Linked DNA regions of Mus musculus: all the other regions are linked to region 1. A link is a loop called in an ENCODE intact Hi-C map of the cell type or tissue named here. Cell type or tissue: left cerebral cortex. All regions are shown on one strand.

Region 1 (8,000 bases):
TTTTAAAAAAAAGCTTATGCTTTTCATTAAGAAAATAAAAGGACAGACATCCTGGGCATGGTGACTCACACCAGTAATCACCAGGACTCAGAAAGCTGAGACAGGAGGATCTCTAGTTGGAGGCTAGCCTGGGCTACATGGCTACATAACAAGCTCTTATCATTCATATATATATATATATATATATATATATATATATATATATATATACACACATACATACATACATACACACTCACATATACAAAATGGATTTAAAGAAAAAGACACCTTATAGATGGGTAAAAACATTTGGAAATTGTATATCTCAAAAGAGACTTGTATACATAACATATAAATAACTGTTCCATATAAAATTAAAAAAACAAAGTGATCTCAAAATGGACAAAAAACATGAATAGTTTTCTCTTCAATGAGGTTCATAAATGGCCGATGGCTACATGAAAAGACGTTCAATGTAATTAGTCATTAGGGATATGCAAATCAAAACAGTAAAGATGCACTCGCTCCTACTAGATCAGCTAAAGATATTATAAAGTGCTAACAAGTATGTGGAGAAATTAGATCCCTCATGCATTGCTAGTGGAAAAATAAAACACTGTTTCTCATTTATACAGGTAATGTCTACATTTCTTAAAGACATATTGTTATCACATATATGAAATGAAGTGAAAACACACACACAAATAGTATTGCCCATCACTATTCATAGTAGCATGATTTATAATGCACAAGATCTAGGAGCAGAACTGGGGTTATGGCTCAGTTGGTAAAGTATTTGCTTTGAAAGTTTGATCCCCAAGACCTACATAAAAAGGTTGGGGGATAGGTGCACAAGCTTGTAATTCAGTATTGGGAGGATAGAGACAGGAGAAATCCCTGAGCCTTACTGCCAGATAGTCTAGACAAGGAGCTCCAGGTTCAGTGAGAGACTCTGCCATAAAAATAAGATGAAGGATTCAAGAGATGGCTCAACCACTAAGAAGACGTAAGAATTCATAGTGCTCTTGCAGAGGACCCAGCCCAGTTCCTAGCATTCATGTGGTAACTCATATTGCCCATAACACCAGTACCAGAGAATAAATGCCCTCTTTTGATATGTGCAGACTCAACCACACATGTGGTGCACATAAATACACAAACAATAAAATATAACGTGAAGAGCAATTGAGAAAGACATCTGGTATTAACCTCTGGTCTCTACATGTACCTACACATACACATGTGCACATACAATCATGTGAATATTTAAAAAAGCCAGCCTAAATAGTTGTATGAACAAACATTTATTATATCATACAATAGGATATTATTTTGTAATATAAAAATAAAATACTGTCAGGCATGCTTCTAATTCTAACCCACTGAAGGCAGTAGAATTACAAATTCTAGTCTGGGCTTTATAAAGAGACACTATCACAAACAAACAGACAAAGGAAGGAAATAATGCCAGCTACAACCCAGGTGGGCTTTGACAACATCATGCTAAGCAAAGGAAACCAATCATACAAGACATTGTATTGTATGAGTCCATTTATAGAAAATATCTAGGGTAGAAAAGTCTATCCAGACAGAAAGTACATGGATGGTGAACCAAGGGCCAATGAGAATGAGGAGGATGAGGAGGAAGTTTCTCTATAGGTTGATAAAAATGTTCTAAAATTAGGTTATGGTGATAATGACACAATTTTGTAAAGAGGCCAAGACTGAATGTGGGGATTTTGAAGATATGGTATTTGAATTTTAGATTATATGAATTATATCTCAATAAAGATGTTAAACTGACACAAGGGATGGGCTGGCCTTAGGAGAATAACAATAAGTTCAAGGCCAGCCAGGACGATATAGCAAGACCTTTTCAAAAAGTTTAATCAAAAGCACAAAACAAAAACCAAACAAAAGTAGATTGAAACTCCTGGGTGAGCAAGAAGTTGGCTACTTACTTACTACATACTTCATACATACATACTTCTCACTGAGTGTGGGATGCTGACCCAAGTCAACATGGCCACTTAATGACAGGCATGGAAATGGAGTCTTTGCATGGTTAGTAACATGGCCTTTAGAGTCCCTATATGAACCTGACCTGTGTCTTATTATTTGAGGACTTAAGAGTGGAAGGATGCTGGGCAGTGGTGGCACATGCCTTTAATCCCAGCCCTTGGGAGGCAGAGGCAGGAGGATTTCTGAGTTTGAGGCCAGCCTGGTCTACAAAGTGAGTTCCAGGACAGCCAGGGCTACACAGAGAAACTGTGTCTCAAAAAACCAAAACCAAAAAAAAAAAAAAAATGTGGAAGGACATGAATCTGTTGATTCAAGCTCTGAACTTTCTTTATAATGTCATACTCACAAATGTCTGGTGAGGATGGTTTGTACCAGAAGAATAAAGAATTCCCTACCTCCCAACAGATAAGGATGCTAAGAGTGGAGAAGCATCTTGAGCAAGAAGCATAATTATAAATTTCCAGAGGCCAGTGCCTCCTAAAGGAGAGCAAAACATAGAGCAAGGTCTTCATCATTACGATTGGAAAAGGATAAAAGAACGGCCTTTGGTGTCCTGGACACTGCAAGCTTTCTGAATGTGAATCTTTAGGACAGATCATGACTGTGAGAGCTGAAAGAGTGCAAGAAAAGGAACTGTCTATCATGTGGGCTTCAGGCTCCCGAGGCAAGAAGCTCCAATAGTCTAACTTAAAAACAAGAGATTCTCAGGCCCTCTCCACCCTATGTGTAAGGTCTCCTATGTAAGAAATGGTGCTAAAGAATTTTAAAAAGCCAGTGAACAAGGTTAACAAATAGTTTGAAGGCAGGAGAGATTGCTCAGCGGTTAGGAACACTTTGTGTTCTTCCAGAGGACCCTTGTTCGGTTCCCAGCACCAACCACCTGTAACTCCAGCTCCAGGGGAGCCCACACCTCTCCCTCCGTTCACGTGCATACACACACAATTGTTTTTTAAAAGGAAATTAAATGATTAGCACTAAAGTCTGTTGATTAAGGCATTCGCCTTCATAACATTCTGAGATTAAAAATAAAAATAAAACTGAGATTAAAAATAAAAAGAAAAAAAGAAAAAAGGGAGATCCTAAATTCACTTAATTCATATAAATATATATATGGGTGTGTATCTATTATATATCATATATCATATATATGATATATAAATATATGTTATGTATGATATATAAATATATATGGTATATATATAGAGAGAGAGATGAAAAGCACATCTAGGAAAAAAACAAACTTCTCCATGACAGACATGGACATGGACATCGGTCTGAGGGACACGGGACCTTCCTGGGTCGCCTCCCAGCGGCTGTGAGGAGCAAGGCGGCCAGGTAACCAGCGCACGGCGCCGGGCGCGGGAGGGCCACGCGGGCCTCGTGGGCGCCGGCCTCCGGGTGCGGGCGCGGGGCCTCCGGCCTCACCCTGGGCACCGCCCCCGGTCCGGCCGGGTGGCTCGGCTCGGCTCCTCCGGTCCGCGGCCGGCCAGGCGGGGCCCGTCGCACTCAGAGCGGCAGCCGCCTGGGGCGCTCGGGTCGGGTCGGCCTCACCGACGCACAGCACCCGCCAAGCCGCCGCCTCAGGTCAGAGTCGCCCCGGGCCACGCGGCCCGCCGGAGGGACGCGGAAGAAGAGACCTGGGGCGCTGCGCTGGGGTATTGGGTCGCGCGCAGCCTGAGGGGACCGAGTGTGACGACAAGGTGACCGGGCTGAGGGGACGGGCTGAGGAGAAGTCACACTCTGACAGGAGCCTGTGAGACCAACAGCCTGACGGGGTCTCGGTTGAGGGGACGCGGGCTGAGAAGTCACGTTCTGACAGGACTGTGTGACAGACAAGGTGAGGGGGGGTCTCGGCTTGTGGGGTCTGGATCTGACTGGCTAGGTGACTGGGTCTCCGCTGAGGGGACTCGGGATGAGAAGTCACATTCTGACAGGGCTGCGTAACTGACAGCCTAACCCTGTCTCGACTAGAGGGGATACGGGCTGGAAAGCCACACTCCGACAGGACGGAGAGTGACCAAGTGACAGAATCTTGACTCAAGGGACCCCGGCTGAGGAGAAGGCAAACTCTTGACAGGACCGAATGTGACAGACAAGGTGACAGAGTCTGGGTCTGAGGGGATCGCGCGGGCTGAGGAGAAGTCACACAAGAGAAGAGCGAGAGAGTGATAGCGGGGCGGGGTCGCGGACTCAGGGACAGAGTGAGGGGTCTCGGCTGAGGACCGGTCACCCTCCTGGAGAGCCGAGTGTGACTGACAGGGTGACTGTCCTCGTGAGGGGCACCGGCACGGTGCGGAGGGCCACAGTGCTTCCCTGAGAGGGTGCGCAGGCAGGCATGTGTGTGAGCGCGGAACAGGGTTGCCCCTGTTCCAGACCCTGACAGGAAAGCCAGGTCTCCAGAACTACCGCGTTGGGGACCGCATTGTGCGGATCCTGGTGACAGATTTAGAGAGGGGCTCGCCAGCAGCCACCGGTCGCCCTGAGGCTCTAGGGGTCGGAGGGTGGGGAGGAGGATGCGCCCGTGATCACGGAGGCGATTTGGCCCACGGCCCCCTGCCCGGGGCTCACCAGGTGTGAGGAAAGCGGGGTCACTGTCGCCAAGGCCCCGCCCCGCCAGTGCCCCTCTTCAATCTAAGCAGGGGGCGAGCACAGGGCCCGGCTCACGGGAGTAGGCAGCCCTCGTGCTGGGGGCGGAAGGTGGGTGTGTGGCTCCCGGTGCTTTATGGCTTGGGATTGGGGAGGAGCCTAAGGTGAGGAGGCAGAAACTGGGAGTAGCCTGGGCTGCTTTTATATAAGGGACGCGAGGAGGTCAAGAAGGGGCCTGGACCTCTGCTGGGGATCTGAAGGCTGCAGCGCTAAATTCTTCTTAACTCCCATTGAGTAGGTGAGTGGCCCCATCGTCATCACGTTTTTGTTGGTGTGTGTAGTGAAGTGGCCAAACTGCCCCCAAGTTCTTACACATCAGGATGGTCTGGCTGTGTTCTTGTACTGTTAAGAATCTGCTTTGCTTCTGATGCTAATAGGGGGGAGGTCGTGCCATTTATTTCAGAAGGGAAAAAAGAAAAGTTAAGTTTTCTGTGAGGAAGAGGCTAAAAGGTGTCCCTTTTTAGCAGGATGAAGGACAAAAATGTAAAATTAAATGATCATTTGAAAACAAAACCAGATGAACCAAGTTGTAGGATAGCTAACAGTTGGAAAGCCTCTTGATTTGGAGTTCATTATTGTAATGTCAACTCTTTATTATCATGCACGAAGCAAATTGTTAACTGGAGTTATTAAATGAATAACTTAGTCTTGGACTTGGGCAGGTCTTCCAAAGATATCAGGTGCTCTGTGGGAGTCTTCCTGTCGTCCATAGCTAAGTGATCAATTGCTGACTAAAAATGTAACTAACTCCAGGTGCTCTGTGATTTAAAACCTGGCTAGGGTAGGAACGGATATACGCTATGACTACTCAAAGAGATAGTTCTCTTGCAAGTTTGACAGAAGCACTCATAGATACTACGAGCATTTGGAGCAGCATTTCAGAAGATTGGGTTTCAACTTTAAAATAAGTTCTCTGTTGTCTTATCTTCAACCACATTTGCTCTAAAGTAAATGTCCGAAATATTAATTTTAATATATGAACATTTTAACTCAGTGTCATGCCTTAGTTGGAGTGAAACATATTATAAAGCCCTCGATTTTTATTTTACTGTGTGTTTTGTGTAAATTTGCTCACTCCAGTGCTACTTCATATTTAATTTGCTGAGAACTATATCTTCAGTGAGAAGATCTAAGGAGCAACTGGTGGTCACCTCACGCTTTTGCAGCTCACTAGAAGGGAAAAGATTGTTGACAGTTTTCTTTTTAAGGAAAAAAATCTTTTTCATATGTAAAAGTTTCAAACTCTTCAAACTGTTGAAGAACAATGGCGCCGGTGAAGTCTGAAGTTCTTGATGCCTCTAGGCCGAAGAGTTTTTTGATGCTGTTTCCTCGGTCTTTTATATTTCAAAGATTATAAGTTCTTCTAAACACATTAGAACTAAAAGACCTGGAAACATTATACACATCAATACTTAAGACTACTTTGATATTTTTTGTGATAACTATTTTTTAATAATTAAGTATATTTCCTTTAAAGGAGCTGGTTTTCCTAACATTCATGTCACTACATCTTTCAGAATCACTTTAACAGAAAAGGGCAAATTACACTTTAAAAAAAATCATATCTTTAGTTTCAAAATCCCTATGACATTTAAAATTCATATATGAAAAGCATGACTTTAAATTTTTGACGTAGAAATGGATTATGCAAGTGACTGATTTCAGTTAGTAAGTTTTACATATTTAAATAAATGATTTTTTTTACTTTTAAGTCTCTGAAAAGAATATTCCATCAGTCTTGTCAAGATCCTTCTGTGTGGGGAATATGTAAAGGCACTGTGAAAACATGTATAAGGATCAGCAATGTATTTAACTTACTTTTCAAATTATGAAGTGGTTGCTAATAGAAGGAAACTTACATAAAAATTTTGTTAAAATAATTTACCCAAAAGTCTGAATATTTTCACAGCTTTCACAGGGTCTGTAGGTGCCCGGTGCGTATGGCAAGACATGTTGGCCATTCTAATTTGTGTCTTTCTGCTAAATTTATTGTCATGTGGACTTGGAAATATTCTCTGTGTCATAAAGTGAGGCAAAAATACTGGAAGAATTTTTTTTTTTGCTTTCATAGGATTCCACTAAGTAAATATTGGTAGAAGATTTAAAAAAATACTACACTAGTCAAGACAATTTGATTTAAGTCAATAGTATGTAATTTTAAACATATGCACAACCCACAAATTGTCAAAGTGAATTTCTTTCTTGTTTTTCTTATTTTTGTGGCAAATTTCCCTGTTATCCATTACTTAACTTCACTTTCTTAACGCCTAAATACAGCAAAAAGGGCAGCGGCATGATTGCTTACAAAGGTCACTAGAAACAGAATTAAGTTGACCAAAAAAAAAGCAAGGCCAGTTAAATGTTGGTCTCAATACCAAGGGAGCCTCAAATACTATATATTAGTTAGTTTCATAGCATATGAGGTTTTTTAAAAAAAAAATTAATTTTTTTTCCCCTAAGGTGGTTTTTGTTCATTTCTTGTAATTTTCTCACAATACAGGGGGAGGTTTTTGAGAGTTATACATTATCTATTTTAAATTATATATATTAAATTTAATAAATTATCCAGCACAACTGCATTTATAAGGAGATCTCAAACACAATAGGCCATACTTTGGCGAAATGTACGGTTCATGTTAAGATAATATCTACCACTGGTATGGTATATCCTTAAATCATTATCTTAAGACCTAGCTTTATTCTTACTACTTCTCTTCAGTTATACGTACATATCAATATTTTAATCAAATATTCTGTTTAGAACATGGATGCATATGCTGCTTAACTACTCCAATTATTATGTTCTTTCTAAGTATGGAAAGTTAGGGAAGCTTAAAGTTATGAGTCTTTGTTTCTATTTGCTTGTCTTGGGTATGGTTTTAAGACTTTTATCAGCAAGCCTGGATTTCCTAAACGATAAGAGCTGGGCCCTGAATTTACCCGAGCTGAGATCCTAAAGACAGCCTACCCAGCTATCTAGGTCAGCACTGACTCGCTCACAAGGCTCACTAGTTTGCTCTCTTACCGCCTCCGAGATAACTGTGAAGAAAGATAAAAATGTCTGCTGTTTTATAGCCAACTCAAAAAAATTATAGAAATATTCTGTTTTCAGCTTCAAATTATATTCTTTATTGCTGATGATTTGAGACAAAAACAAGCATAACATATTTTTTTTTCTGTTTTTGTGAGTCCTTCACAGACAAGGGGTCTTTGTGTTTGTACTGAGTTTCCAGGGCGGCAGGCTGGTTTGTTTGTTTGATAAAGCTCTGCTCTTTATGGATTTTTATGGCATACTTTTGAGAGAGTTGAATATGTTATCCAGGGGAAGTTTATTTTTCCAAGCATAGTAG
Region 2 (8,000 bases), 53 kb before region 1:
CTGGTGGAATTTTTAGGGTCACTTATATATACTATCATATCATCTGCAAAAAGTGATATTTTGACTTCTTCCTTTCCAACTTGTATCCCCTTGATCTCCTTTTGTTGTCGAATTGCTCTGGCTAGGGCTTCAAGTATAATGTTGAATAGGTAGGGAGAGAGTGGACAGCCTTGTCTAGTCCCTGATGTTAGTGGGATTGCTTCCAGCTTCTCACCATTTACTTTGATGTTGGCTACTGGTTTGCTGTAGATTGCTTTTATCATGTTTAGGTATGGGCCTTGAATTCCTGATCTTTCCAAGACTTTTTATCATGAATGGGTGTTGGATTTTGTCAAATGCTTTTTCTGCATCTAACGAGATGATCATGTGGTTTTTGTCTTTGAGTTTGTTTATATACTGGATTATGTTGATGGATTTCCGTATATTGAACCATCCCTGCATCCCTGGGATGAAACCTACTTGGTCAGGATGGATGATTGTTTTGATGTGTTCTTGGATTAGGTTAGCAAGAACTTTATTGAGGATTTTGCATCGATATTCATAAGGGAAATTGGTCTGAAGTTCTCTATCTTTGTTGGGTCTTTTTGTGGCTTAGGTATCAGAGTAATTGTGGCTTCATAGAATGAGTTGGGTAGAGTACCTTCTGTTTCTATTTTGTGGAATAGTTTGTGAAGAACTGGGATTAGATCTTCTTTGAAGGTAGTTTCCTTTTTTAAATAAATAAAAAGACTGGTAAGATTTTGCTTTGTACTATGATCTGTAATTTAATCTGTGGACTGAGTTTCTTGATTTATGAACATGATTTAATGTTTCCTTTAATTTGATCTTTCCTTGGCCATGTTTCCAGTTTTCCCTGTATAGGTAAAACTTGAATATATTTTTAAAATTTTTTGTCTAAATAATTCATGGTCTGAGGATGTTGATATAAGTATACTTAAAACTATACTTTTCCACCACACCCTGCTAGGTATATGTCTTTCTCAGTGTTCTATTGCAGTGAAGAGACATCATGACCATGGCAACTTAAAAAAAAAAGCATTTAAACGGGGCTTGCTTATGGCTTCTGAGGTTTAGTTCATTGTCATCATGGCTGGGAGCATGGTGTCACACAGGCAAACATGGTACTAGAGAGGTACCTGAGAGTTCTTCATCCAGATCAGCAGGCAGCAGAAAGAGAAAAACACTGGGCTTTGCCTTATCTTTTGAAACCTCAAAGCTCACCCAAGTGACACACTTTCTCCAACAAGGCCACACCTCCTAATCCCTCTCAAGTAGTGCCTCTCCCTTAAGACCAAGCATTCAAATATATAAGCTTATGGAGGCCATTCTTACTCAAAGCACCACAGTGTACGTTAATAGCATACTATTTTACTTGGCTGATTTTACTTTGGAGTGTATGAAGGGTTCACGGATGTGCATGCTCACTGTCACTTGGGATTATCTGTCCTTTTGTTCACAGCCATGTTCAGTGAATGTGTATTTCATTGGTGGCTGAAGATTCTAAGCACCTTTTTTATCCTTCCTGACAATGTCAATCAGCTTTCTGTCACTGAGGCAAAATAGCCAAGAAAACAAAAGGAGGAAAGGTTTATTTTGGGTTCATGGTCACTTGGTCCATCACTTTGGACCTGTGCATCACTTTGGGGAGGCACATAGTGGGGGCACACAGAGAGGCTGCTGAGAAATACATCTTCAAGGGCATGCTTCACTGATAAACTTCCTCCAACTAGGCACTACCTCATAAAGTTTCCAGTATCTCCCCAAGCTGAGGATCAAGCCTTCAACAAATGACCTATGTGAAGAAGGAGAAGGATAATGAAAACTTAAACTGTATTGGTGGTTATTTTTTCTTTTGGCAAAGTATCCAGTCAGATGCTTGCCCACTTTTAATTGGGTTATTTTTTATTACTTAATTACTAGTGCCTCTTTTAATTTCTTTGTTATACTTGTTTATCTGTATGGTTGGGGAAGGGGTATGCATGTACCATGGCACAGCTGTGGAGGTCCAAGGACTACTTATGAGAGTCGGTTCTCTCCTTCCACTATGTGGGTCCTAGAGATTTGGTTAAGGTCTTTAGGTTTGGTAACAGGCACCTTTACCCCCTGACCCATCTTGCCAGTCCAAGTTATTATATATAATATATGTTATATATAATATATGTGGTGACATACTTACATTTTTCCGTGTTTTCATATTTAAAATGTGCTTTTTGTACAGAGCATACACCTGGGATTTTTGTCATTATTGAATATGTTAATTATGCAGATTAGTGAGATTCAATACAATGTTCCCATACTTGCATCCATCTACTTTCTCCACCATTCCCCTACTATGATGCCCCCCTTCCCCCTACCACTGTTCCAGTCAATTAGTGTTTCATCTTAATATGTTTTTGTCCTTCCTCCCTGCTACCTGGAGTTTTTAAAAATTGTTGCCCTTTGATTAGAATGTTTAAACCATTTACATTTAATATAATTAGGTGCAGTCACATTCAGATGATATTGTCTTGCTAGCTGTTTCTTTATTGCTGTTGTTGTTGTTTTGATTATTTAATCAATTAGAAATGAGGGTTTCACTAAGCTGCCCAGGGAGCTTGAACTCTCACTCTTCCTGCCTCTGGTTCCTGAGTAGCTGAAATTAGTCATACATCACTACAACCGGTTTCTTGTTTTCATTTCTCCCATCTGCTCTCTGTTCCTTTTTCCCCACTCCTTTGGGTAAACTTAACATTTTTAGAATACGAGTTTTATCAGCAAATGGCAAATTGATTGGCATATGGCCCACCACTCAATGTGTTGATTTGTGAGTCTGTAGTGTGCATCTTTGTGTTAGCACAGACCAGTGATCTTCTCACACAGAGTCTACACAGGGCGCATTTAATGGTAAGAGAAAGAATGAGATTGGTAGCCCCAGGACTCAGCTGTCCACGTAAACAAGCATTAAACTGAAAATCACCGTGATCAGCATGGACTCCTTCAGAGCTCTGGAGCCCGATCTGACGTTTATATGAGAGCAGGATGAGCCATGAGAGCACTTCTAGAGGAAGGAGGCTGCTGGACCTGGGTTAGAGAATGTGTGTAGTTCCAGCCACTCTCTTCTGTCCTTCACGCCCACACTGCGGTTGGCATCTGTATTGCTAGGGTGCCTTGTTGGAGACTGTGTGAGTGGTAAAGGCTTTATCTCCCCTCAAACGCTGGTGGTACATTTTGACTGACATGGTGTTTCTCTGAAGGACTGGGTGTAGACATTCTGTTTCAGCCCCCTTAGGCTATATATGCTTCCTGTGCATATCTGAAGGCTTAAGGAGACAACCGTCCTCCCTTTCAATCTGTGGTCCAGCGACTAAGTATGTGCCGGTATAGTTGTGAACGTGGCCCAACACATTTGTAAATCACAGTGTCATGTTACACTGTCAAAGGCTTGGTCATCCTTGTGTTAGGTTCCAGGCTAACCTTATAGATATCAGAAAAGAAATGACAGTCATCTACAGCCTTCCCTAAAGAGAGGGAGGGTCTGACTTCCAAGTACCCACATTGTGATATTCAAAACAACTTGATCTAAATAAAAAACAGAAGTCTAGATACTGCATTGAATACTAGAACACATTAAGTTGTGGTAAATACACTTGATCTGCTCAGAGGAACCATCAACCCATCAACCAAACCACTAATGGATATTTGATGATATAATAAGAGAATAAAAGTAAATAAAGGTGTAGAATCCATAAAAATAAAATTCCAGAACTAAGCCCAATACCCTAGAGGATGAGGGACAGAGGGAAGGAGGGAGGGAGGGAGGGAGGGAGGGAGGGAGGGAGAGAGAGAGAGAGAGAGAGAGAGAGAGAGAGAGAGAGAGAGAGAGAGAGAAACAGAACAGAAGATACAAACTACAAACAAGCAGTGACCAACAAGGTGAAACAGCTGTAGTCACCAGTGTACAGACTAGAAATAAAAAACAGTGAGGAGAAAAACATTAATAGGTGAGGAAGAACCTCAGATGTATCAGCACATAGGAAAAGAGAAAGAGGAAGGAATATTAAGAAGAAATGGCTCAAACTTCTCTAATTGGATGAAAGACATGAACCTTAAAGTTCTCAGGATTCTCAAACCCTGAGCTGAATAAGCTCAAAGGCACAGGGCAGCAGTGAGAATGAAGAGGCTTGTTCCCAGGACTTTCAGGAAGATCACCTGATTTCTCATGAGAGGCTCCAGGAGCCAGGAGGCATGGGGAAGACAGACAGACCCAAAGTTCTAAAAGGAAAAAGGGAGGATAAAAAAAAAAAAGGAAGAAGAAAAGAAAACCCAACCCCCAAGCCCCATTTCTAGAAAATCATGTTTTAAAACAAAGAGGGGTAGCACTCGTCAAATAAATGATTTTCTACGTTTCACAGATCCCAAAGAAATGTCCAACAGCCTCCTTCATGTGGAGAGGAAATGACACCAGACACAACCCAAAGCGACATGGAAAACAGGATAAAGGTGACTTCACAGATGAGATAACATCCCTGGTGGTGGTTCTTTTGTAATGGAATTGCTCTATTTTCTATGTAGTTTAAAAGGCAAGTACATGAAGCCACTGTTTAAATCAACCTACAGACACACCAGGTCTAAAGACATAATGTGCAGCTTTAACTACCAAAGGGGATAAGGGAAGAAAATGTGGAGGGACCAGATGTGTCTATACTTGGAAAACCAAGTTGGCGATATGCAAATGAGGTTGTTACAAGCATCAGATGTTAACAGAAAATTCCAGATTAGTTACAGGAAAGAGCAACTTAAAGATGCACAACATTGAAAGATGGGGGAATCAAACAGTGTTGTGCTGCCAAGAGCAAATGGATCTTGAAGAGCCACTAGCAGAAAGACAGAAAACGCAAGACAGACACACAGCAAGAAACAGAAGTCTTTCCTCCTCTGTGATTGCTTTGAGGAAGGGAACAAAACTGAAAAGGCAGAGATTAGCTGAATGACTTTAAACTCAGATCATCTCTACATGTCTGCAGAAAATCACAGGTAAAAACATGGAGTGTTTCAGAGTAAACAGACTGAAGATCATATATCATGGAAAGAGTAGAGAGTATTGGAAGGCTTTCTTACCAGATAATGTCGGTTTTGTAAAGACCAAAGTTTATAGCACACATGCCAGTGCATTTTGATAAAAAGCTCAACCCAAATGGGGGTGGGGGGGGATAATGATTCTAGACATTTATATGACTACAGTGGAGACCCAAGACATGGAAAGCAAAATGAACAGAATGAAAGGCAACAATCAAAGGACTGTGAGAGTCCTTGGAGACTTCAGCAACGCGTGCTTTTCAATAACAGTAAAAACAGACAGAAAAACCAATAAGGAAATGGGAGACCCGAACAGCCCTATAAACCAATTAACTCTAACAGACAGGCGTAGAGCACTCCATCCAATGACGGTGGAGTACACACTTCAAAGAGCTTAAAAAAGAAATTCTCTCAAGGGTATAGCATGCTCAAGATCAGAAAACAAGTCTCAATAAATCCAAAAGGAAAGCAGAAAAATTGGAGGTAATTAACATGCCATTAAATAACCAAAGGGCCAAACAGGGGTGGTGCTGAAGTTTATGAATGTAGTAGAAGCTGTATGAGATGGGGATTTCTAGGCAAAACCTGTATTGAAAAAGAGGAAAGACCTCAGTCAGTAACCTAAGCGTATACGTTAGGGGTTTAGGAAAAGATGGACCAAGTGAACCTGAGCTAACAGAAGGAAGAAATCTAAGAAAAAGTCAAAGCTTTGCATTTAAGATTGGCCTTGTATTTATGATCCTCCTGCCTCGACCTCCTGAGTGCTGTGACTTTTATTGGTTTGCACCTTGAATCTGGTATCCTTTATTCATATTACTTCTGTCCTTTTTAAAAGAACATTAGGCCATATACCATTAGATGTGTTAATATTTATGTTACTAATTAATATTCTTGGCAGTCTACTTGATATTCATGTTAGAGTACTTAATATTCATGTAAGGCCACTTCGTATTGTCACATAAGACCCAAAGTCTTTCCTTAATTTTTTTTTCATGTTTTTCTTCTGGGTTTCCATTTATTTACTTGTTTGTTTATCTGTGGTTTGGAAGAGAGGGGCTCATGCATGCTAGGGGTGTGCTCTTCCACAGAGGTATATCCCTAGCCCCCTTCTTTGCTGTTCATAAATTCTGTAACTATGGGATTGAGTTTTCTGGCCTTATGTTGTATCATCTAAAGCGTTATTAACCCCACCCGGCAGATTTTCCACATTATGTGTTTTGTTCTTTAGCTGGAAAATGCTCACTTGGTTCTTTTCCATGTCTTCAGTGTCATCGAAAGGCCTGGCATGCATTTACAGCTCTTGCCTGGTAGTCTTACAGACTCTACCGCGTTTAAGGCTGTAGCTGTGGCCTTTCATTGTATTTTTAGGTCCTGCTTCTTCAAGTCTAGTAATGTTTTATGGGATACTGGATATCATGATGTTTTGTCTTAAGTGTTGTGTATCTTCCTCTAGAGTGTTGTGAGGGCTAGGACGGAAGCTATTAAAATATTTTATGATCAGTTTGATCCTCTACAGAACTTTAAAATTTTTTTTCTTATGTAGCTATAGAATAATCTTTACTATGGTTCATTTAGTTCAGTGTGTGTGTGTGTGTGTGTGTGTGTGTGTGTGTGTCTGTCTGTCTGTCTGTCTGTCTGTCTGTCTGTCTATGGGTGTACATTTTCAGCCATTGCCATGGCCATGTGTGGAGGTCAGAACACAACTTTTGGGAGTTGGTTCTCTTACTCCAGCTTGTGGGTTCTTTGGCTCAGACTTAGGTGGCCAAGCTTAGCAGCAAACACCTTTAACCACTGAGCTCTCTGGCTGGCCCCAAGTTAGCTCTAGTTTTAAGGCTTGGTCTTTCTGAATCTCTAACTGAATACCCCAGATATTTGAAGAGGACTGTACTTAGCCAGTCATGGTGATATATGCCTGCAAACCCAACATTCTGGGGAGTAGAAACAGGAGGATCAGCATTCAAAGCCAGCCTTAGAGCTACATAGTGAGTTCAAGACCAGCCTTGGCCAATTTTCTCAAAAGGCAGACAAACAAACAAAGCCATCTCCTAGTGTTTGAGCTCTGTGGATTGCCTATCTGGGACTCCTGAGAGCTATGCTCTTCCCAGTGAATTTGCCTTGGGTAGGGTCATCCTATGGCTGCTCGGTTTACCATCCAGCCACAAACTAAAGAACTCAGACAATAGTTCTGGAGCTGTTTTTCCTCATGGAAAACTGTATCTCATCAGCCTCTCAGAACCCGAATCTCTATCTCCTTGTTCAGGAAGACAGGCACACTCTTTGTGAGTTCCTCCATCCCAGACAGAAGTCCTGACAGCCAAGGTAACCTACAGGGTTTCTTTACTTGCGGCTTCTCCTGAAGGTCTCAGTACTGTGGTCTGTATGCTCCAATGTCGTTTCATAGATTTTCATCCAGCAGGAGGTCAGATCTGGTACCAGTAATGCCACCATCCCTGAAAACAGAACTATACTGCATTGTCAGGTCTCATGGACAATGATTGTGCATGGCTGGGTTCCCACTTTAGGTAAAAATAGGTGTGTGTGTGTGTGTGTGTGTGTGTGTGTGTGTGCATGAGGGAATGAGATATGGTCAAAGAAATTGCCTCTGAATCTCCCAGAGCTCAGAGAAACTTCAACAGCTCACCTGAAACACGTCCATCACGTGGGTAGTTAAATGAAGAGCCATTCTTCCCTGAAGCCAGGCATACTTCCAAAATTATCCCTTCACTTCTAAGTAATCATTACCACCACCAACATGCTGCCTTCAATAGCTTTGCCGTATTCCTCCCAGCATTTAAAGGGTTACAACTGTGGAGTAAGTCCCACTTCTGCCTGATTCACTAAAGAGCTCAGTCCACCCACTGGGCTTGTTCAACCCCAGCACATTTCTCTTTATCATTTCACAGAGGGGAGAAATCATACAATTTCTTTACAAAAATCTAAGATTC
Region 3 (8,000 bases), 75 kb before region 1:
GGCCTGCATATGCATTCTGTTTTTATACCTACTTGTGTGTCTTTATAAGGAAAGTGAAGATTCGAAGAATGACAACTTGAAGATGTGACACTACAAAGGGGTCTGGTGTAAAGCTAGTGAACTGTGGGAAAGGAATTAGGATGCACATGGGAAAATGGTGAAGGAGACGGTCACACATCTTAAGATTTTGTTTGTATAAACGCATTTCCATGTTAATCTCTAGTCTCTGGTTGTAAAAATGTTCTTATTGTATAGGTTGGTGAGGGAACATCTTCTTCATGAGAGTTTTAGGTCCTGTTTCAGGCACAAAGGGAGAGCAGAGAACTCCCCCTGTACCTCTCAGTGCCCACTGCCTTTGGCTCAAAATAATCAGCGTGCCCAGCGTGGCATATTTTGAGGTAGCCTGTTCTGAAGCTCTTTACTGACAAGAGTCTTCCACTTATCCATGCTTCTCTCCCTCTGGTTCCAAATACACCGCAACACAACGTGCTTCTTTAGTGACATGGATTGAGCGTTTACCCTATGTGTAGACGTCGTGATGGAGTCAAAGACATGTTTACTAACATATCCAGAGCTTACTAAGCATAATTCTAAGCACTTAAAGCAACTTATTGATCTCCTATGGGATAAGTACTATTATAATTTTACACATGAAGAAATTGAAGAAAACCCCAATTACTTGTTTAAGGTTATCCAGTTGGTCAAGTTGTACAAGTAAGATTTAAACCCAAATAATTGGGGGTCAGAATATGGTTCCTCAGGTAAAGTACCTGCTGCACAAGTATGAAGAACAAAGTTTGGATCCTCAGACTCACCGAGAAAACAGCCAGGTGGGTATGGGAGCCTGTCTGTAAACCTAGTGTGTGGGAGGCACAGACAGGGAGTCTCCGGAGCAAACTACTAGCTGAGACAGTGAGTTCTACATTCAGCCAGAGACCCAGTCTCAAACTAGAAGGTGGTGAGCAATCAAGGACATCTAGAGTCAACCTCAGACTTCCACGTGTGTTCACACACATGTGAATGCACACTACAGTGAGCAAGCCAAGCCACAGTACAGTAGAACACATGCCCCTCATCACTTTGCTGTATTTTATTTAATCTTGCATGGTCTATAAGAAATCATTTTCTCAAATTTTCATAGTGTGATCATATAATACAGTATACACAAACTTGGCTGGATGAGAGCTTGGGGGACAAATTACCAGTGTTGACCCCTTGGCTTAAAACTATGAGTAACATGCACTGTGGGTCTTATTCTGATCAAATATAATTCTGACTCCTAAAATGTTACTCATTCTTCCACATGTGATGTCAAACCCAAACCACAAGTAGCTTATTTAGAAAATGAGTCACCCGGGAGGGACTGTTGGGGTGACAGAAAGGGAAGGCGTTTACCATAGTCATGCAGTACCCTAGTCCAAGGAACACAGGGATTCTACCTAGACTCTAGTAATCTGGACCAGGGGTGGGGCCATTGAGAAGTAAACCTCTTGGTACTTAATTAAGATGGTTCCAGAGACTTGGAAAGTAGTACCTCACAATAGTCAAACACCCAGTGAGTAGTGTGAAAAAACTTGGGCCAAAAGCTTTTGGTCTGTAGGCCAACTCTGCCTGTCTTGCAGATCAGATCTACTCTAGCTTATGGGGCTTCCTCTGACAGTTCTCAGCCCAGATAAGTAAACAGAAAGATTCATCTGTCTTCACGGGGCTTCCCATCTCCTGGATCAAAGTGAATAAATTCTGTCCATTATGTACTTGTTGATAATTCTTTATTGTGTATTTACTAAGCTCAACAAATTTCATGGGAAGATCATAAAACTGAGCTAACGAAGGTTTCTGCACTCACAAAGTCCACAGCCAATAGGAGAGATGTGTACTGTCTTAAGGAATGCAGTCACCGTGTCAGCTTGGAAAACTCAGCTTGATAGTTATCAATGAGAATGTAGGAAAACTCTACACATACACATCGCTAGTGGGAGCCTGTATGGGCACTACCACTGTGGGGGATCATTTCCAACATCCAGTGCCTAGCTGAGCTTCGGGAATCTCATTTCTGGATACTTCTATAGAGACTTCATATCCACAAGGAAACAAGCAAAAGAATATTGGTTGCAACACGGGAGTGGGGGAACCCAACATGGAACCAATCAAACATGGAAACAAACTACTGTCTCTCATGGAGGAATTAAATTATATGTTCTCTCTCATTCATGAATAGGAATTCTCTGAGTTTAAATATGTTAGGGATTCAGATAAGGTCCGATAAGGTATGGAAAGAGGATGAATAAGATGAGTTAAGCAAGTGTAAGACAGACAGCAAGCTGTACGTGTCTCAGTGGAGCGTATGTCTAGCTCCGGGTCAGAAAAGCCTCCATCACAGGTAAGGGAGAGCTGGGATGAGTCCACAAGATCCGGAGGCCTGTAGGCAAGGGGGGGGGGGGGTTACAAAGAATTCATTTACAGTTTCATAGTTGAAAGCAACAATTAGTCTTATTGCCTGTTTACAGATGAGAAAACTGAGGCCCAGGTACCTTGGACATTTACCACAGTCATGAAGGGAGTTAGTGACATAGACAAATGAATGAGCCTTAATACTGTCTTTAGGGTCTTTAGGGTTAGGACTTGTCCTTCCTGAAACAAACAGAATGGGTTTCATTTCTAAGGAGAGGTGTATAGAGGCAGGTGATAGGCCAGGAGGAAGTGGGAAGATATTGTTAGCCAATGAAAAGAGCCTGAATCAAGTCTGAGTTTGCATCCAGGCTCTGCTAATTATTGACTGATTTGACCTTGCAAGCAATTAGTTTTTCTGTCTCAAAATGCCCTTTTCTGGGTGAGTTTAAGGATTAGATGAAGTAAATGTCCACTCCTAAAAATGGCTATTTCTGAGGTCATCACAATAAATCCCACCTCTGTCTCAAAGATCACCTAGTTGCCTTCCATGTGACTCCTCCCAAAATAGCCAAGTGCCTTTCTCCACCTCCCAGATCAGTGGTCCTCTAGGGCGATTTAAACCCAACTGAAATGACCTAAGGCTATAGCTGTAGAAGAATTAGAGTTAAGGGTGGACACCTGGAGAAACAGATGCAGCTGCCAGGCTTCCCACTGGCAATGATATATTGTGAGTGCAGATGTTCGAGCATGCACGTGAGCTGGTGAGCTTGCAAGTGAGCGTGTGTGCACTAGTGACACACACACATACACACACACACACACACACACACACATATAGAGTAACCTTTGCTGGTATAGAATGAAAAATCTCATTATACTCTTGTGAACTTTTAAATTTTAATGTAACTTAATTTTATTAAGAGAGACTCTGCAGCCTTGGTTGGCCTGGAAGTTACCCTGTAGACCAGGCTAGCCTTAATTCAGAGATTCACCTGCCGCCTCCTCTCAAGTCCAGTCTTTTTTTTTTTTAATTTTTAAGTTATTTTTTACTTTTATTATTTTTAATGGGGGGAGGGGGTGTGGATATATGTGAGTGCAGATGACCAGAGAAGCCAAAAGCCTGAGATCTCCCTGGAGCTGGAGTTGTAGGTAGTTGTGAACCAAATTCCTAGCCTAACTGAGAATTACACTCAGGCGCTCTGCGAGAGCAAGCAGGTGCTTTGCATCTGAGCCATCTTTCCATCCAACCACAGACCCATTCTTAAACACGCCTCCTACACTATCACCCACCATGGTTTGGATTCCTCCGAAGTCGTGCTTCTGGGAGACTAAACATGAATTCTAGCCAGACTACTGCTAAGGCACCGAACATAATTGCCTTCAGATCTGTTGTAAGTACATTACTTGAATTTCTGTGACTTTAGGAGGATCAGGAATTTTAAACCTAGGAATCCAGAGATTCCTGCCCAAACTTCTCTGTGCATTCTCTGTGTATTTTAGCAGAGTTTGGAGATACACAGAGAATAATTAAAGATTGTTGTTTTAGGGATTAAGTTGGGATTTAAAGGAAACGTTCTCTTTGGGAATCAAATTGAAGGTTTAATCTACATTATGTGTGAAGTCCAAATCATGATGTGACTATAAACATGTGAGACTTTTTTTAAGATAGGGTCTCATATTTGAATGTATTGTTCCCTCTCATAAGTCCCCATGGGCTTCCAGTCTGTGGACTGTAAACATGTAGAAAAGATACTGCAATTAGTCATTCCCTCTGGTTTATCTTCTTCTCACTCAACACCACATCAGCCTGAGAATTTGCTGTTTCCCTTAAGATCGCACTTGTGCTTGTCTGGATTTTCATGTCTCTTTTCTACTCTGACTTTGTGGACCCCTGATCCCCTCACTTTTGTCTGGGTGATAACCTGACAGACAGGGTGGTAAGGACCCTGGGAGACCGGTTACAGGGGCCTCACCCCATTTGCACACGAATGCTCCCTAAGGAATATCCCCCTGGTCATTTCCAGCCACTTCCATATCCATCTCTCCCGATAAGAATTTCCTCTTAAGTCAGTCAAGTCCTCCAGGCAGCTCTCAGCAGAGAGCCGAAGCTCAAAGCTCAAAGATCCTGTTAAAAAGAAAAGGAAGAAACAGCGTCTGGTTCTAAATCGAGTTTTCAGGGGAAGGTTGGCTCCGTAGGATTAATTCTGGGACAACGAAGGTTTGACTTGTTGATTCTCTCTGGAGGCCTGTGGTAATGACAGGAAATCTTAAGATTAGGTCCATAGAAAACTCCAAAACAGGATGAACTACCAAATTGACGATCTCAAATCACCCTGTCCCTGATTAGGTTGGGCACTGGGCTGGAATAAATTCAGGCTGCTGCTTTTGCCTTTGGAGGTTCACTAGGCTGACGCACCATAACCCTTGGAGTCTAAAGACTCTCTGGGTTTCCCCGTGTTCAGTCCAACACTGTGTATGGGCATAATAGCACAAGTTCTAACACTCAGCACTTGGGTGGTGAGGGTAGGCTGACTAAGAGCTCAAGGTCATCTTTAGCTATATAGATTGAGGGCATCCCAGGCTACATGAGACTACCTGTCTCTAAAACAAACAAACCAACATTATTGCAAATAATTATTCCAATATAATTCATATATTATCAGAAGAAGGAGGACAGTTGGTTATTTTCCTTAAGGACCATTCTTTTGTGTGAATTATTCTGTATTAGAGCCTCAGTTCACACAGCCACTGATGGCCTTTCCACCTGACTTCCTGTTGTACTCTTGTACCCATTTCTACCAGACACATTTTGTCTAAAATATCTGACCCTGACATTTTCCTGATCAGAATCTTTTTAGTGAACCCCCAGGCTTAGAAAGCAGAGTTCAAACTCCTGAACTTGGTCTTGAAGGCCCTCTGGAGAGTAATCTCTATTTCCCAAGGAGACAGTATGTCCAGTGGTTAAGTTTAAAGGTCATAAGTTGGTGTCGGTATGGAGTCTACCACTCAATAGCTGTGAAACCTCAGCAGATGACTAAATTCTGAACTTCAGCTTCCTCATTAGCCACAGCGGTGCCAGTAATGACACCTAGCTACTGTGGTTGTTGCAAAGACTAAATGAGATAGTATATTCCAAGCAGCACAGGCTATCCCTCACACAAAAAAGAAAGAGCTTAGAGCTATCCAGTTCTCACCAGTGCTGCTTTACCCATTTATCTCCCCGATTCAGTTGCAACCTCATTGGTAGAAACCTCAAGGTCTTTTTTGTCTTCTTGCTCTGCCCATGGGCTCAGACCACCACTCTGCCCTGTTGTTAGCCCCCTTGAAATTTGTGTGTGTGTGTGTGTGTTTACATATATGCCACAGAATCCATGTGCAGGTCAGAGAACAAGTTACCAAAATCATTTCTACCATGTGAGTCCTGGGGCTCAAACTCAGGTCAGGCTTAGAAGCAAGCACCTTGATCCATGGAGCTATCTTGCCAAGCCCAAAATTGCTTTTCTTGTCCTCACTGCCTTGAAAGTATAGATATCCTTCAAGGCCTAACTATAACATTACCTATTTCATGAAATACTTTCTGCCCAGTTAACTGGTCCTCCATGATGTCTCCCCTTCTCTAATTTCTTCGAACATACCCATTATTTCTAATCCTTTTTTTTTTGTTGTTGTTGTTGTTGTTGTTGTTTTTTTGAGACAGGATTTCTCTGTGTAGCCCTGGCTGTCCTGGAACTCACTTTGTAGACCAGGCTGGCCTTGAACTCAGAAATCTGCCTGCCTCTGCCTCCTGAGTGCTGGGATTAAATCCTTATAAATGATATATTTTGAAAGCTCCATTTTGTTAAAAATGCACTGTCTACTTTATCCCCTCTTTCATAATCTAACCACTGCTGCTGATTGGTTTTTAGTATGTATGTGGTATATGTGTGTGTACGTGTGTGTGTGTGTGTGTGTGTGTGTGTGTGTGTGGCAGATGTGCTCACTCATGTGTGCATATACAGAGGTCAGAGGACAACTTTTGGGAGTCATTTCTCTCCTTCTGCCATGTGGGACTGGAGGATTGAACTCAAGGTGTCAGACTTGGTGGCAAGCACCTTTTACCCATGGAGCATCCCTCTCACTAAGCCTCACGCTTACCTTTTCAGCTAGGGAATCCCTGTCTCCTCCCACACAGTGGCAGATGCATACCCAGGTGCCCAGATGTCACAGAGGTGCCCAGGGTCTGAACTTGGGTCCTCACACTTGTGTAACAGTTTACTCACTGAGCCATATCCACAGCCCCATTACGATTTATTTTTAGTGTTAGATATGCACACATGTGTGTGTGGCTGTGTGCGTGCCTATGCCAGTGAGCCTATAGGCCAGAGGTCAACCCTGGGCATGGTTCCTCAGGTATTTGCCACCTTTTTTTTTTTTTTTTTTTTTTTTTTTTTGAGACAGGGTCTCTCACCAAGACCTAGTTAGGCATAGAGGGCTGGTCAGAGCCTCATGGATCTTGTAATCTCTCGCACTGGTATCACAAGCATGTGCTACCATGCCTGGCTTTTTATATAAGTGCTGAGGGCCAAGTTCAGGTCCTTCTTCTTGCCCAGCACAAACTTTGCCACCTAAGCCCCAGCTCTATTATTGATTTTTAACATTAAATTGTTTCTTCAGCTTTTCTCCCAAAGGCCTTGTTTTAAGCTATTCTCAGACCCTTATGTTTGCCACAGATTTTTTATTACAAAGGTTTTCAGAGAGTTGAACTGAACAGTGGCTATATTGTGCCCACTGCCTATATGCACAGCTAATATGTCCCATCCTTGCTTTTCCCACATGTAAACTTCACACTGCATCTGACAGTCTGTTTTATTTGTATGTAGTCTGTAGTCAACTACAGGTGATCAGTCAGCTTCAGAAATCCTTCATCCAAAGCAGTTTGATCTGCTAAGAACTTAGAAGATTATCTGATTTATCCAACTCTGCACATTAAAAAAATTCTAAGACATCAGGCAATTTGTTTAACATTGCTTAACCATAGACTTCAGACTGATCATCTACTATTCTGCCCAGGTCCCAGAAACAAAACAGATAAAGGCTCTGCCCTTGTGGAACATGCAGCTTAGAGTAGGGAAGACCGATGTTGGATGGGCTATTATAAAGAGGAAAATAATAATGAAGAATCCAACCAAGTTTGGGGTTAGAAAAGGACTCTAGAAAGGAGTTATTCAAAAGTACACAGACATCAGAAAAGGTGAGCACAGAGCCTTTGGTGCCGATCTCCGCATACTCTCAGGTGTCAGTCATCTCTTTATCTTCCACAAGGCCTGGTGATGAGACTGCAGAATTGCTGTAATCGCAACACATGCCTCACACATCCCTGGGGAGGAGAGCATGTGCTCTGAGAGAGACGTGGAAGTGCAGCCCGGGCAGGAGGCTCTGGGGCTGTCCAGTACAGCTAAAGCAGTGATTAGAAACACCAGTCTGTAGGGAGCTAGAGAAGGGAGACTGAGATTAGACTCTAGGGGGGCTGGGAACTCTCAGGCAAAAGAGACTTCAAACTCAGGGAGTATGATTAGGGCAGAAGCAAGGAATTACAGAGGTAAGGATTTAACTACAAAGCCCCACCCCCG

The links. Hi-C counts contacts between places; a loop is a spot of excess contacts. Peaks named below come from ENCODE experiments on the same cell type or tissue, not always from the same donor. Only the 100,000 strongest peaks of a DNase experiment are listed, where the experiment ranks them.
Region 2: it touches region 1 in a loop (2.8-fold over the local background); 3 of 42 quality-filtered maps call a loop at or near these places.
Region 3: it touches region 1 in a loop (5-fold over the local background); 8 of 42 quality-filtered maps call a loop at or near these places.

The regions. Positions count from the first base shown.
Region 1 is chr6:115,357,530-115,365,529 of GRCm38, forward strand. It overlaps Pparg (peroxisome proliferator activated receptor gamma), which reads left to right and starts at 4,820. Exons shown (of 8, transcript NM_001308354.1): 1 at 4,820-4,888. In left cerebral cortex, a CTCF peak has its summit at 3,289; DNase peaks (open chromatin) are centred at 3,343, 3,626, 3,775, 3,965 and 3 more places; H3K4me3 peaks cover 1,991 bases; H3K27ac peaks cover 1,622 bases.
Region 2 is chr6:115,304,665-115,312,664 of GRCm38, forward strand. It overlaps Gm38877 (a long non-coding RNA gene), which reads right to left. Exons shown (of 3, transcript XR_869368.1): 2 at 7,384-7,505; 3 at 1,561-1,792. Among named protein-coding and RNA genes, the nearest start is that of Gm38877, 8.4 kb to the right of the region's middle. In left cerebral cortex, no CTCF peak of the experiment used is centred here; a DNase peak (open chromatin) is centred at 4,701; H3K27ac peaks cover 239 bases.
Region 3 is chr6:115,282,995-115,290,994 of GRCm38, forward strand. No RefSeq gene overlaps it. Among named protein-coding and RNA genes, the nearest start is that of Gm38877, 30 kb to the right of the region's middle. In left cerebral cortex, no CTCF peak of the experiment used is centred here; DNase peaks (open chromatin) are centred at 1,407 and 3,672; H3K27ac peaks cover 1,238 bases.